Regions from separate parts of the Homo sapiens genome. Here region 1 is linked to region 2. A link is a contact called in ENCODE Hi-C or POLR2A ChIA-PET data. All regions are on one chromosome and are shown on one strand. The core of a region is the stretch at or near the end of the contact, and the rest is flanking DNA. Distances in the headings are between cores, read along the strand shown.

Evidence for each region. A loop is a pair of places that touch in the nucleus more often than their neighbours do. ChIA-PET counts read pairs that join two places held with the same protein, here RNA polymerase II (POLR2A). Pooled maps may share reads with other maps.
Region 1: a pooled map shows a loop between it and region 2 (2.1-fold over the local background). The contact joins two enhancer-like sites. A Hi-C loop is called at or near these places in 1 of 50 pooled maps. POLR2A ChIA-PET finds 5 or more read pairs at or near these places in 2 of 52 experiments (WTC11 and activated T-cell).

What each region holds. Positions count from the first base shown.
Region 1 is chr18:62,661,982-62,668,236 of GRCh38, reverse strand. No RefSeq gene overlaps it. Among named protein-coding and RNA genes, the nearest start is that of PHLPP1, 50 kb to the left of the region's middle. RefSeq lists an enhancer at 4,121-4,280. Within about 2 kb of position 4,081, at least 4 of the 41 ENCODE cell types and tissues checked have a DNase peak (open chromatin) inside an H3K27ac peak, as active enhancers do.
Region 2 is chr18:62,980,686-62,986,855 of GRCh38, reverse strand. No RefSeq gene overlaps it. Among named protein-coding and RNA genes, the nearest start is that of PHLPP1, 270 kb to the right of the region's middle. Within about 2 kb of position 4,040, at least 2 of the 41 ENCODE cell types and tissues checked have a DNase peak (open chromatin) inside an H3K27ac peak, as active enhancers do.

The DNA.
Region 1 (6,255 bases), core at 2,832-5,331, 320 kb after region 2:
TGCATGTGAACCTGCCTGCTGGTGTGATTTTTCTCTGGCAGCACTCAGTCTCCTGAGAGTAGGAGAGGAGAAACTTATCAGAATGATTGACCTGTGTTTGCATTTTCACTGAGTGGGTTTGGTAGAAGACAAAAGTACAAAAAACTTGACAGGAGGCCAGGAGGGGATCAATAGATTCAACTGTGGGGTTTGTGAGGTTGACAGCCAGGCATGGAAGGAAGGAAGGTGGGAAAAGTCTGGAAAAAGAGAAGGTTATGGCCAAAAGCTGGATGTTGATGTTTATGATTGGTTTTAGACAGGGGTATTTCCTAGTGAGGACAGGGCCAGGACGTGCCCATAGGAATAGGTGGCTGACGGGAAGTCCTTGGGCCTGAGAAGATTAAGACTTGGGAGGCTCTGAGGCAGGAGGGTAGCTTGAGACCAGGAGTTCAAAACAAGCCTGGGTAACATAGTGAGATCCTGTCTCTACACACACACACACACACACACACACACACACACACACACACACACACACACAGACCTGTGAAGCTAGCACATTGGATTGGGCAACCATATAAACCTTGAAGGTACCAAAAATTAGGACAGGACTTGGGTGGAATCAGCTGCCACAGTCTTCAATGACTATTGAGGAGTGGCCAAGTTGTCAGTGCAAGGCAGAGATGAGGAGGATAAATAGCTTAATGGCATAAGTCACAAAGGGACAGAGATTTTTAGAAGATGATGGTGGTATAATTGCAGTGGAGACCAAAAATAATGCAAACAAGCCACTTCCAACCTCTGACAAAAGGTGTAGACAAAAATTAGTTTTATTAGACTGAGAGTGGTGGCTTGTGCCTGTAATCCCAGCACTTTGAGAGGCTGAGATGGAAGGATTGCTTGAGCCAGTGAGTTTAAGACCAGCCTGGGCAATATAGTGAGACTTTGTCTTTACAAAAAAATCAAGAAAAAATTAGCTGGGGATAGTGGCACATGCCTGTAGTCCCAGCTACTAGGGAGGCTGAGGTGGAGGGATCGCTTGATTGGTTGAGGCTGCAGTGAGCCGTGATTGTGCCACTGCACTCTGGCCTGGGCGACGAGTGACATTTGTCTCAAAAAAAAATTGGTTGGTGTACTTGTGTTACCATAAAGTCTCACTGCTGCTATAATAATCATAGTACTGATAGTAATATTAATAACAACAAAAATATTATGTTATAAAGTGCTCTTGAAAATAAGTTGGAAAGATGCTTAGTAAATTCATGCTTTAAGAAATCACAGTTGGGTGTGGTGGCTCATGCCTGTAATCCCAACACTTTGGGAGGCCGAGACAGGTGGATCACTTGAGGTCAGGAGCTCGAGACCAGTCTGGCCAACCTGGTGAAACCCCATCTCTACTAAAAATACAAAAAATTAGCTGAGCATGGTGGCAGGCGCCTGTAATCCTAGCTACCCAGGAGGCTGAAGCAGGAGGATTACTTGAGCCCAGGAGGTGGAGGTTGCAGTGAGCCGAGATCGCGCCATTGCACTCCAACCTGGGCAACAAAGCGAGACTCTGTGTCAATAAATAAATAAATAAATAAATAAAGTCACTGAGTGGGTATGGTAGAAGATAGGAACACAAAGAACTTGACTATATGCCACATACTCTGCTTAGTATATTATCTGCATTATCTCATTTAACTATGTCAGTGATCCTATGAAGTAATAATTCTATTATCAGCTCAAATTTACAGATACAGAAAATGAGACTAGGTGAGATTAAGTAACTTATTTCAGGTTATACAGTGGCAGAGCCTAGATTCCAGCCCACATCTGCCTGACTCTAATACTCTTAAGGCCCTTCTATTAAACATCAGGGAAGAATCTGGGTTTATTTGCTCAAACTGGAAAGTGCCAAGGTTGAATAATTCTTAACTAACACCTTAGCAGATAGGAGGCTCTCTTTGGTTTACAACTCCAATTCCCTGAAGAAATCTAATTCTTCAGGGAAGGCTGAAGGCAATAGAAGACGCTATTGCCCCAGCATTAACTTGGTTTGCCTTGCTTTATTAGAATCTTCTGAAAGCACGAATTTACTAAACGTCTTTCCAACTCTATTTTCAACAGAGCTGTGAGCCACCGTGTGCTTTGTCATGCCGAGCTTTCTTCTCCAGAAAAGACATTCTTCTAATCTGGGGGGAGACAAATGATAAGTGAAGTAGTTCCAAGGCTCAACAAAGTGCCATAGAGTGACTCCTGTGAGAGAACAGACCAAAACGATTGGAAGTCTCTGGTCTAGATACACGAAGGCAGATGAGCACTGCGGAAGGGTGCCGAGATTGTCCACTGCTCAGGACAAGGAAAAGCAAGACGCTGGCTTGTTCACTGTCATAGGTTGAATGGTGGCCCCACAAAACCGATGTTCAAGTGCTAACTCAAATGTGATCTTATTTGAAAATCAGGTTTTTGTAGTTGTAATTAAGAATCTGGAGATGAGATCATCCTGCATTTATTTATTTATTTATTTATTTTGAGAAGTAGTTTTTGCTCTGTCATCCAGGCTGGAGTGTAGCGGCACAATCTTGGCTCACTGCAACCTCTGCCTCCCAGGTTCAAGCAATTCTCCTGTCTGAGCCTCCCAAGTAGCTGGGATTACAGGTGCCCGCCACCCTACCCAGCTAATTTTTGTATTTTTAGTAGAGATGGGGGTTTCACCATATTGGCCAGGCTGGCCTCGAACTCCTGACCTCAGGTGATCCGCCCATCTTGGCCTCCCAAAGTGCTGGGATTACAGACATGAGCCACCACGCCCGGCCAACTCTGCATACTTTAATATTTCCATACCATATTCAGCTTATTGTACAGTTTGGACTGTCAAAGCTATGCACATTTTAAGAATAATTTCTTGAGGGCAGGTTAATTCTGGTGTGTGTTACAGTCCTTTTGTAATTTCAGTAATTTCCTGAGTTGCAGAGGCCTAACTGAATCAATGTTAGGCATCTTGATGGAAAATAATGGTGATGGTTTAGGAGAGTGAGGAAAAAAAGATTTTCCAACTCAAAATCCTGATAAAAACATTTGGAGAGGTGGGTATACTATTGTATAAAAATGTTTAGGGCCGGGCGCGTTGGCTCATGCCTGTAATCCCAGCACTTTGGGAGGCCAAGGCAGGTGGATCACCTGAGCTCAGGAGTTCAAGACCAGCCTGGCCAACATGGTAAAACCCCATCTCTACAAAAATGCAAAAATTAGCTGGACGTGGTGGCGTGTGCCTGTAATCCCAGCTACTCAGGAGGCTAAAGCAGGATAATCGCTTGAACCTGGGAGGCAGAGGTTGCAGTGAGCCGAGATCGTGCCACTGCACTCCAGCCTGGGCAATACAGTGTAACTTCATCTCAAGAAAAAATAAATTAATTAATTTAAAAAATAACAAAAAATAAATGTTTAGATAAAGAAATCTAAACATTATGTGCCATATAACATTTCAATCAATGATGAACTGAATATACAACAGTGGTCCCAGAAAATTATAATACTCTATTTTTACTATACTTTTTCTGCATTCAGACACACAAATACTTAGCATTGCATTACAGTTGCCTACAGTACTCAATGACATGCTATAGAGGCTTGTTGCCTAGGAGCAATAGACTAGACCATCCAGCCTAAGTGTGCAGTAGGCTATGCCATCTAGCCTTGTGTACGTGCTCGCTGTGTTGTTTACACAACAAAATCACCTAATGACACATTTCTCCAAACGTATGCTCATCTGCGCTAATGAACACAGGAAAGAAGGCCCGGGAATAGCCTTGCAGAAAGGACCTGGCTGTCAGCCTGATGCACTGTGCGGCTGGCCATCTCCTGGCAGTCCAAGGGCTCAGGCTCAGTTTACCCTCCAGGCAGTAGACAACAAGCTTCCCTGTCCTTAATAACACCCTGCATCCCACCTCCCAGTCTCTGCAAAATGCTTGAGCAAGGCATTTGGTCCTAAGAAGTTATCTCACTCTGGGCAGCCATACAGCTATTACTTATGGTGTCATTTCAAGGACTGATGAATGTCCTGGACCCCAAAATGACTCATCACCGAGTAGTGTTATCTTAAGGGAGAGGCTTCTGCCCTTGGGGCAGCTCCATGGAGACTTCAGTTAAACTGGCTGCTGAGCAAGGCGCTGATGATTCAAATTGCAACTGTTTTTCTGTTTATTTTAAGCTCAAAATAAAAAAAATCTCTCGAGTGGGTTTTGCTTATTTGAAAACTGTAAAAGGTACTCCAGTCTCCCCACATGGCAGCTTCAAGGCCCTGAAGGCTGTGCTTAACTGCAGGCCCTGGCTTGGCTTCTGGTCAAGTCATCAAGAAGCTTCTAGAATTTAAGATGGCAGTTCCCTTATCAGATCCGCTCTGCGAATATACAGGAGGGAGGCTTTGTGGCCAGAAGGCAGGTTGGGTTGTAAGACCTGTTTAATTTCTCTCAGGAAAAAATACAACAGTAAACAAAACAAATCCTGAGTACTGGCAACAAGAAAAACCAGCTTTCTGCCTAGAAATGTTTACTCTTTTACAATTGTAGAACATTCAGGAAAATCATGGACTCCAAATAAAAAACCCAACAAATAAAAACACTTCCAGTCACCTCCTAATTTTTAGAATGATTGGAGGAGATAGATGAATGATTAAATGAGTGATTAAAATGGGATTAATTATTATAATTAATCAATGAAAACATGATCACACCCAGCTTCCATCCTGGATCTAGCTGGCAAGATCCCAATTTTGGAAGCAGGTAAAACTCGGAAGTCTTTATTACAAATGACTGATTCCATTTACTCCAAATATGAGATTCTAATGTCACCCTGGGATAGAGAAACCCTCTAACTGCACAAAGTCTGTAGGTTAACAGTAAAGCCAGGGGACCAGGCCCAGTGGCTCATGCCTGTAATCCCAGGACGTTGGGAGGCTGAGGCAGGCAGATCACTTGAGGTCAGGAGTTTAAGACCCGGCTGGCCAACATGATGAAACCCCATCTCTACTAAAAATACAAAAAAATAAAAATTAGCTGGGTGTGGTGGCACATGCCTGTAATCCTAGCTACTCTGGAGGCTAAGGCAGGAGAATCACTTGAACCTGGGAGGCGGAGGTTGCAGTGAGCTAAGATCACACTACTGCACTCCAGCCTGGGCCACAGAGTGAGACTCCTTCTCTAAAAACAAACAAACAAAACAAAAACAAAACAGTCAAGCTAGGGACCTAATGATTGGAGGGAAAGGTCTCCATATTCCTTGGGGAAATCGGCTTTATTTAGACATGATGTTCCCTCTGTAAATGACTCTCAGCTGGCCTTGGGCCTGCTCTTCAACTCTCTCCACGTTGTTAAGTGTAGAATCTAAGTTTCCCATCACGTTCCTTAGATGTAGAGTGTCTGTTATTCCAGGAAATCTCTTTGATTAAATGGCAAATGTGCTGGGAGTGGTGGCTCACACCTGTAATCCCAGCACTTTGGGAGGCTGAGGCAGGCAGATAATGAGGTCAAGAGATCGAGATCATTCTGGACAATATGGTGAAAGCCCATCTCCTCTACTAAAAATACAAAAATTGGCTGGGCGTGGTGGTGTGTGCCTGTAGTCCCAGCTACTCGGGAGGCTGAGGCAGGAGAATTGCTTGAACCTGGGAGGCAGAGGTTGCAGTGAGCCGAGATCGTGCCACTGCACTCCAGCCGGGCGACAGAGTGAAAGTCCATCTCAAAAAAAAAAAAAAAAAAAAAGGAAAACAAAACCATGCCAGGCAGGTCCGCACTTTACAAACACTCAACTGATCCTTGACCTTTCCTCAGCCCCCTTCCAGGCTCCCTCCACCTCCAGGCTTTCGCCCTCCAGTGGGAGGGGCTGCCGCCACCACTGGGTCCTCCCTTGTACCTAAATTCCTCTCCACCCCAGGCCCTGGAGAGCTGCAGTTACTGTGGTAACACTAAGGAACATCCTAGCATTTGTGGGCTAGCCTACACACCTACTGACCATGACTCACATTATTTTTATGGGAAAATACCTTCTGAGTTTTAACCAACAATTCACAATCTGCTCTTGAATATGTCTATTGCTTTTATAATGCCTCCTCTTCTTGGCATCCTATGGAAATGAATTTTCATAATCATCAAAATGAACCAGTGAAAGGGCTGAGCTTAGGGCTGCAAAGTACTATAAACCTTAAAAACAAAGCGCATCAGTGTTATCGCTAGGTAAAACAGTAAGGTAAACTGCAGATCTCGGATAAGTCAAATGGGCTTTCAGCGTTCTCAACTG
Region 2 (6,170 bases), core at 2,791-5,290:
TTGGCCATTAGCAGTTATGTGTGGGGCTTGGCCCTCCCCAGCCCACTCTGTCACTCCACTGTGTTTGTTGGTTCTAAGTCTCCCCAGCACATTGTCATCTTTTAAACTGTGGTTTTATTGTCCATCTCTGGGAGCCTCTCCCACTGCACTCTGCCCAGGGTGAGTGCTCCACTTATGCATGGAGGTGCTCACCAGTTTAGGAAGGGGCACCAAGGAGCCTTTATCTTTGGAGCACCAGCAGGAACAAACACAACACCAACTCAGCAAAACAGCACAGTGGATATTCTGCCTAGAAACGGGTCTGAGGTCAACTCTTGAGATGGTGTCTGCTGTGTGACGCTAAGACAGCTGAGACTAAAACAGAATGGAAAGGAAACAGCCCTCTCTGGTCAAACTGCTGTTCTTGGCCATGTCCATCCATTGTCCTTTCTCTCCCCCCACGCCCCATCGTCCTTCAGGAAATGTCCCAGGAATAGTGACAGAATACACACCCAACACACCAGAATCTAAGGAATATAACAAAATTTAAATTTGAAAACTGGAGGACTCACAAAACTTTATGTCCTTATATGCAAACGACACACACAGGTGACACTGTAACACATGTCTGCTGAAGTTTTTGGGAAAAAAATCCTAATGGGCTTAACTTGTGAGAGATGGTGGTTTCAGCATATTGCTGTTCATAAGGAAGAAGTATGGCTTGTTGTTTGCAGGGTGTGCAGTGATATGACACATTTATTTATTTTTTCTTCTTTTATTATTATACTTTAAGTTTTAGGGTACATGTGCACAATGTGCAGGTTAGTTACATATGTAGACATGTGCCATGCTGGTGTGCTGCACCCATCAACTCGTCATTTAGCATTAGGTATATCTCCTAATGCTATCCCTCCCCCCTCCCCCCACCCCACAACAGTCCCCAGAGTGTGATGTTCCCCTTCCTGTGTCCATGTGTTCTCATTGTTCAATTCCCACCGATGAGTGAGAATACGCGGTGTTTGGTTTTTTGTCCTTGCGATAGTTTGCTGAGAATGATGATTTCCAATTTCATCCATGTCCCTACAAAGGACATGAACTCATCATTTTTTATGGCTGCATAGTATTCCATGGTGTATATGGATGTGACACATTTAAATAAGCTATTTTTAACCATCTGAAATGCTCTAGGAGGAGGTGTATTACAGCATTACAGTATTACAGATCATAAGGCAAATAAAATACATTTATTTTGTGTGCTTGATTTATTCGTGGCTTACAAGGCAATTTCTATTAAGTGAAAACTAGTTTAAGAAACTTTGAATGTTAATTGTGGAGCAGTTTTCTTGAAAATTCAGAAGAGCAAATCACTTATTTATGAGTTCAAGAAAAGTCAACATCTGGAGGTGTAGCATTTGGGAAAACCATCTTTGTTGCCATTTCAACTTTCTCTCAATAGGTAAGATTGGTAATTAGGGGAAAGTGCCAGCTTACCAGAATGGAATAAGACCTAAGAAACTGAATGACTAGAAAGTACCTGTGATTTCAGTGAAGGCAGTTTTCCTTCCCTGTCCTTAGAAAAGCGGAGGAATGACAATGAGAGCAATTCCAGTCATGAGCAGATGGAAGAAAATTCTCCAAGTGTTCTGTTGCTTCCCCCTCTGCACAGGATAGAAGAACACTGTGTTTCTGATTGGGCATAAAATGAAGGGACTCATGAACCGAAGCTGGAGAAATGCCATGATTGTTTATGGGTACTCACATCAGGGCTGGGGACAGCATAGCCTCCAGCTTTCTACCACACACCCCAGAAAATGGACGGCTGCCTTGAGGACCCATCTGCCAATTTCCTCGGCAGTGTTCAACCTTAGTCTTCCAGAAGGAACAGGACAATATATGGGGCCTCCACACTGGCTTCTGCCATTCATGTGGGCCCGTAGGCCATCGTCAGGCTGGCTCACACCCTCATGAGGTTAGCACAGCCACCTCCACACCAAGCCATTTTCTCAGGGCCCCGTGCTGGTGAGGCAGAGCCATGCAAAGTAGCCAGCTCTTTACTGGTGTTTCCTAAACACGTTGAATGAATGCACACAGTGAAGCAGGAGGGTGTGAGCGGTGGGGTGTGCTTTCCATCACCAGCCCAAAGCTTTGTCTGCTAGATGTAATTCCTACATTCACTTAGTGAGCAGGGCAATAGACTCGCCGTACTAAGTTGGAACTTTGTTGTAATTTTGGTGCTGAGTGGGGTGAGGCTTAGGGGAAAAAAAAAACCACCTTAGAGCCGTCTTTCAAATACATAGCAATAAGAATCAGTTCATGACAGATAAATGACAATAGTGAGATAAGAGTTTCCATAGACTAGTTTGCACAGTGTGAGTTAGGGGGATGCAATGAAAGAAAAATGAAATGGCAACAAATGAGAGAAGCCCATTTTCTCCATCATTACCAGTGCTTTTCCTTCTATAACAATTGTAATAAGTGACTTAAGAGTTTCCCATTTTCAAAAAGGTACTTTTTTCTTTCTTTTTTTTTTTTTTTTAAGAGTCAGGGGCTTGCTGTGTTGCCCAGGCTGGCCTTGAACTCGTTGGCTCAAGTGATCCTCTAGCCTCAGCCTCCCAAGTTGCTGGGACTAACTTCAGGCCCACAGTACCATACCTGGCTTAAAAAGGTGCTTTTGCTGCATTCCTCATTATTTTCTTTCAGACGCCCCTTAGTTCCTTCATTTGTAACAATGACAATATTTACACTTACATAAGGCTTTAGTATTTAAATTACTGCAAATACATGACCTAATTTGATTGCTGGAGAGGTAGGTAAGGCAGATACCAGAAACCCACACTTTATAGAAATTCTATCTTTTTTTAGGATGAGTTCATGTCCTTTGCAGGGACATGGATGAAGCTAGAAATCATCATTCTCAGCAAACTATCACAAGGCCAGAAAACCAAACACCGCATGTTCTCACTCATAGGTGGGAATTGAACAATAAGAACACTTGGACATAGGGTGGGGAACATCACACACCGGGGCCTGTTGTGGCGTGGGGGAGCGGGGAGGGATAGCATTAGGAGATATACCTAATGTAAATGACGAGTTAATGGGTGCAGCACACCAACATGGCACATGTATATATATGTAACAAACCTGCACGTTGTGCACATGTACCCTAGAACTTAAAGTATGATAATAAAAGAAAAAAAAATTTTTTTTGAGACAGAGTCTCTGTCGCCAGGCTGTTCCAGTCTCTGCATTCCAGGCTGGAATGCAGTGGCGTAATCTCGGCTCATTGTAACCTCCGACTCCTGTGTTCAAGCGATTCTCCTGCCTCAGCCTCCCGAGTAGCTGGGATTACAGGCATGCACCACTACACCTGGCTAATTTTTGTATTTTTAGTAGAGACGAGATTTCAGTATGTTGGCCAGGCTGGTCTCGAACTCCTGACCTCAAGTGATCCACCCGCCTTGGCCTCCCTAAGTGCTGGGATTATAGGCATGAGCCCCCGTGCCCGGCCTGAAATTCTATCTTGTGATAACATGTCAGGGATGAACTCAAAATACCCTTTGATGAATGTTCACATGATCAAATGGAATTCTTCTTCTCTCCCCTGCAGTGCCAGTGGTGAGGGGACTCTCAGGTGTTATCCTATAAGGTCCAGAACATGTTAACAGATGCTTTGTGTTTTGCTTTTTTTAACCATGGAAAGGGGAATTGGGAATTAGATGGACATTGAAGACAGACTTCTCTCCCAGCAAAACTATATGATTCTGGTTATCCATCTTAATATTTCTGCATGTCAATTTCCCATGGAAAATCAGGCTCATCACAGGAACCAGCTGTCATCACTTCTACTGTCTTACAAAGCGGAAACACAGCTTCTCGGCTATACTTGACAGTGGTATAGGAGTTTGCTATCATGTGTTTACGAAAATACAGTGATAAGAAACTTAAACACTTTGTTTCTTCTGGGAAAGTGAAGGAAGGATAAAGAGTGAAGCCCATTTCCACCCAAAGTCTAAGCTTACCAGCAGGTGGTGCTGTGACAAAAGCAATCAAGAGAAACCAAGGCAGGCAGGTGGGGTTTCTGGGTCCCAGAGATCGGCTCTGCTACCTCTCATCAAAGCCAGTGCTCGGGAGCAGGAGCGAAGGGCAGGAAGCTTGAGGGCAGCACAGGGCGGGCAGCATGCGCTGGATCCAACACCAAACAGTTTCTAGGGTCCTCGATCAGGGGTTCTTCTCCTAGCAAGGCTCACCACAGCTCTCCGCTTCCCGTTTCATTTCTTCCTTTCTCTCCCCTCAAAGCCCTTTCCCAATTATCTGGATTTCCAGCAGGAAGCAGGGAATAGAGCAGGCGGGAATGCCCTTCTCCCTAATACTTACCCTGCAGACACTGTGGCTTCAGGGATCTTCAAATATTAAGCACTTTAATATTCAGAAAGCACTTTCAGTTGTATAAGCAGCTCTACATATACTATTAGATGCTATCTGGATAAACAGAAATGCAAAGAAACTCCTCAGAAATAACTGAGGCAGCTCCTATGCAACCGCATGGAGACCTATCAGCTAAGTCTATGCCACTTTGGTCACTCAACATGTGCTTGACTGAATTACCTTTTCATCTAAATGCCCTACTTACCCCAAGCCTCCAAAGGGCAGTCTCACTCCAAGGTGCCTTACATGTAGTATGTGCACAATGGGACCGAAAAGAGACAATAAACCCAGCAGCAAGCACAAATAAACTGGAGGACTCAGGAAAAAAGCAATTCCAAGTCTCATACCCCTTTCTCCTGCAGCAGACACAGAAGTTAGGAAATGAGGTGTCCCTGCATCAGAGCTTGTGGGGCCCAGTGGCTGCCCCTGGCACAGAGTTGCTGTGGGGCCCATTTTAGAATCTGGAAGCGATTGCTGCCTCCGTGGACCACGCTCAGCCAGTTCTGACCACTCTGGAAGTGAGCTGCGGTGGAAGAGATCCACATACAAGGCCGGGGTGTGCTCCACCCCCGGGGACAGGTGAACCCTGCCCAGAGGGGGTTTAAGAACTGAGGAAGTCAGAGAAGCAGCCCAGACCTGCAGGAACTAAGGCGTCGGTGTGAGAGCTTGGAGTTGTCCACATCTGCTTCAACCCAGTGGGGCAGCCCGAGGGACAAGGTAAGGGGCTGGGAAGTGGAACCGGGGCAGGGGTCCCAAGGTGGTTTAGCTTCCAGTCTCAGCCAGAGCGCTCCGCCTGTACTGGGGAGTCAGCTTCCTTGGTCCCTGGGTCTCTCACTGGGCCGAGATGAGGCAATTCTCTTCCATGGCTTTAGTGGTTTCCAAAGAGCACTGTGTGCAAGTAGCCTGATGTGGAAATGAAGTACGGCCATTACGAAAACAAAGTCCACCCAGCGGCCTCCTAGAGGGGGACACAGAGCCCACCACCAAGTCTACTAGTTAAGAAATAAGAACTGCCCTGTCACTGAATTAGCCAGGTCCCACCCAAGGGCAGACCTAAAGAAGGAAGCCAGGTCTACATAGGAAGGTGGTCCATGTGAGATGAAGACCAACAGTATCTTCCACACAAGGTTCACACGTGTAGGGTGGGGGCGAGGTGAAGGCGGAGGTCCCTGTCTGTAAATGCAGTTGACTAGTAGCTGGGAATACTGGCTTTCTTAAGTACACACCGCTGCACCTACACGATTCCTGCTGGTGGTGGAAGGCAAGCCAACCAGCTTGATTGACCCTGTCCAAGTAAGAGGCAGGTTAACCTGCTTATGTGAGCTACAGGCCCCCCAGGAAAACTGAAAACTTCGCTTCGTGAGAGTAAAGTTGTCCAGGGATCTCCCCTATCTATGCAACCTCTGTCTATCCCCCTTCTCACATCTTCCCTAAGAAGTACCCAAACATCTTACCCTAAGTCATAAGAAGAAATAGAAAAGCTGTAAGATCAGGCCTGGCACAGTGGCTCACACCTGTAATCCTAGCACTTTGGGAGGCTGAGGTGGGCAGATCACTTGAGGTTAGGAGTATGAGACCAGCCTGGCCAACATGGTGAAACCCCATCTTTACTAAAAATACAAAAATTGGCTGGGCATGGTGGCGGGTGCCTGTAATGCCAGCTATTCAGAGGCTGAGGCAGGAGAATCACTTGAACCCGGGAGGCGGAGGTTGCAGTGGGCAGAGAACACACCACTGCACTCCAGCCTGGGAGACAGAGCGAGACT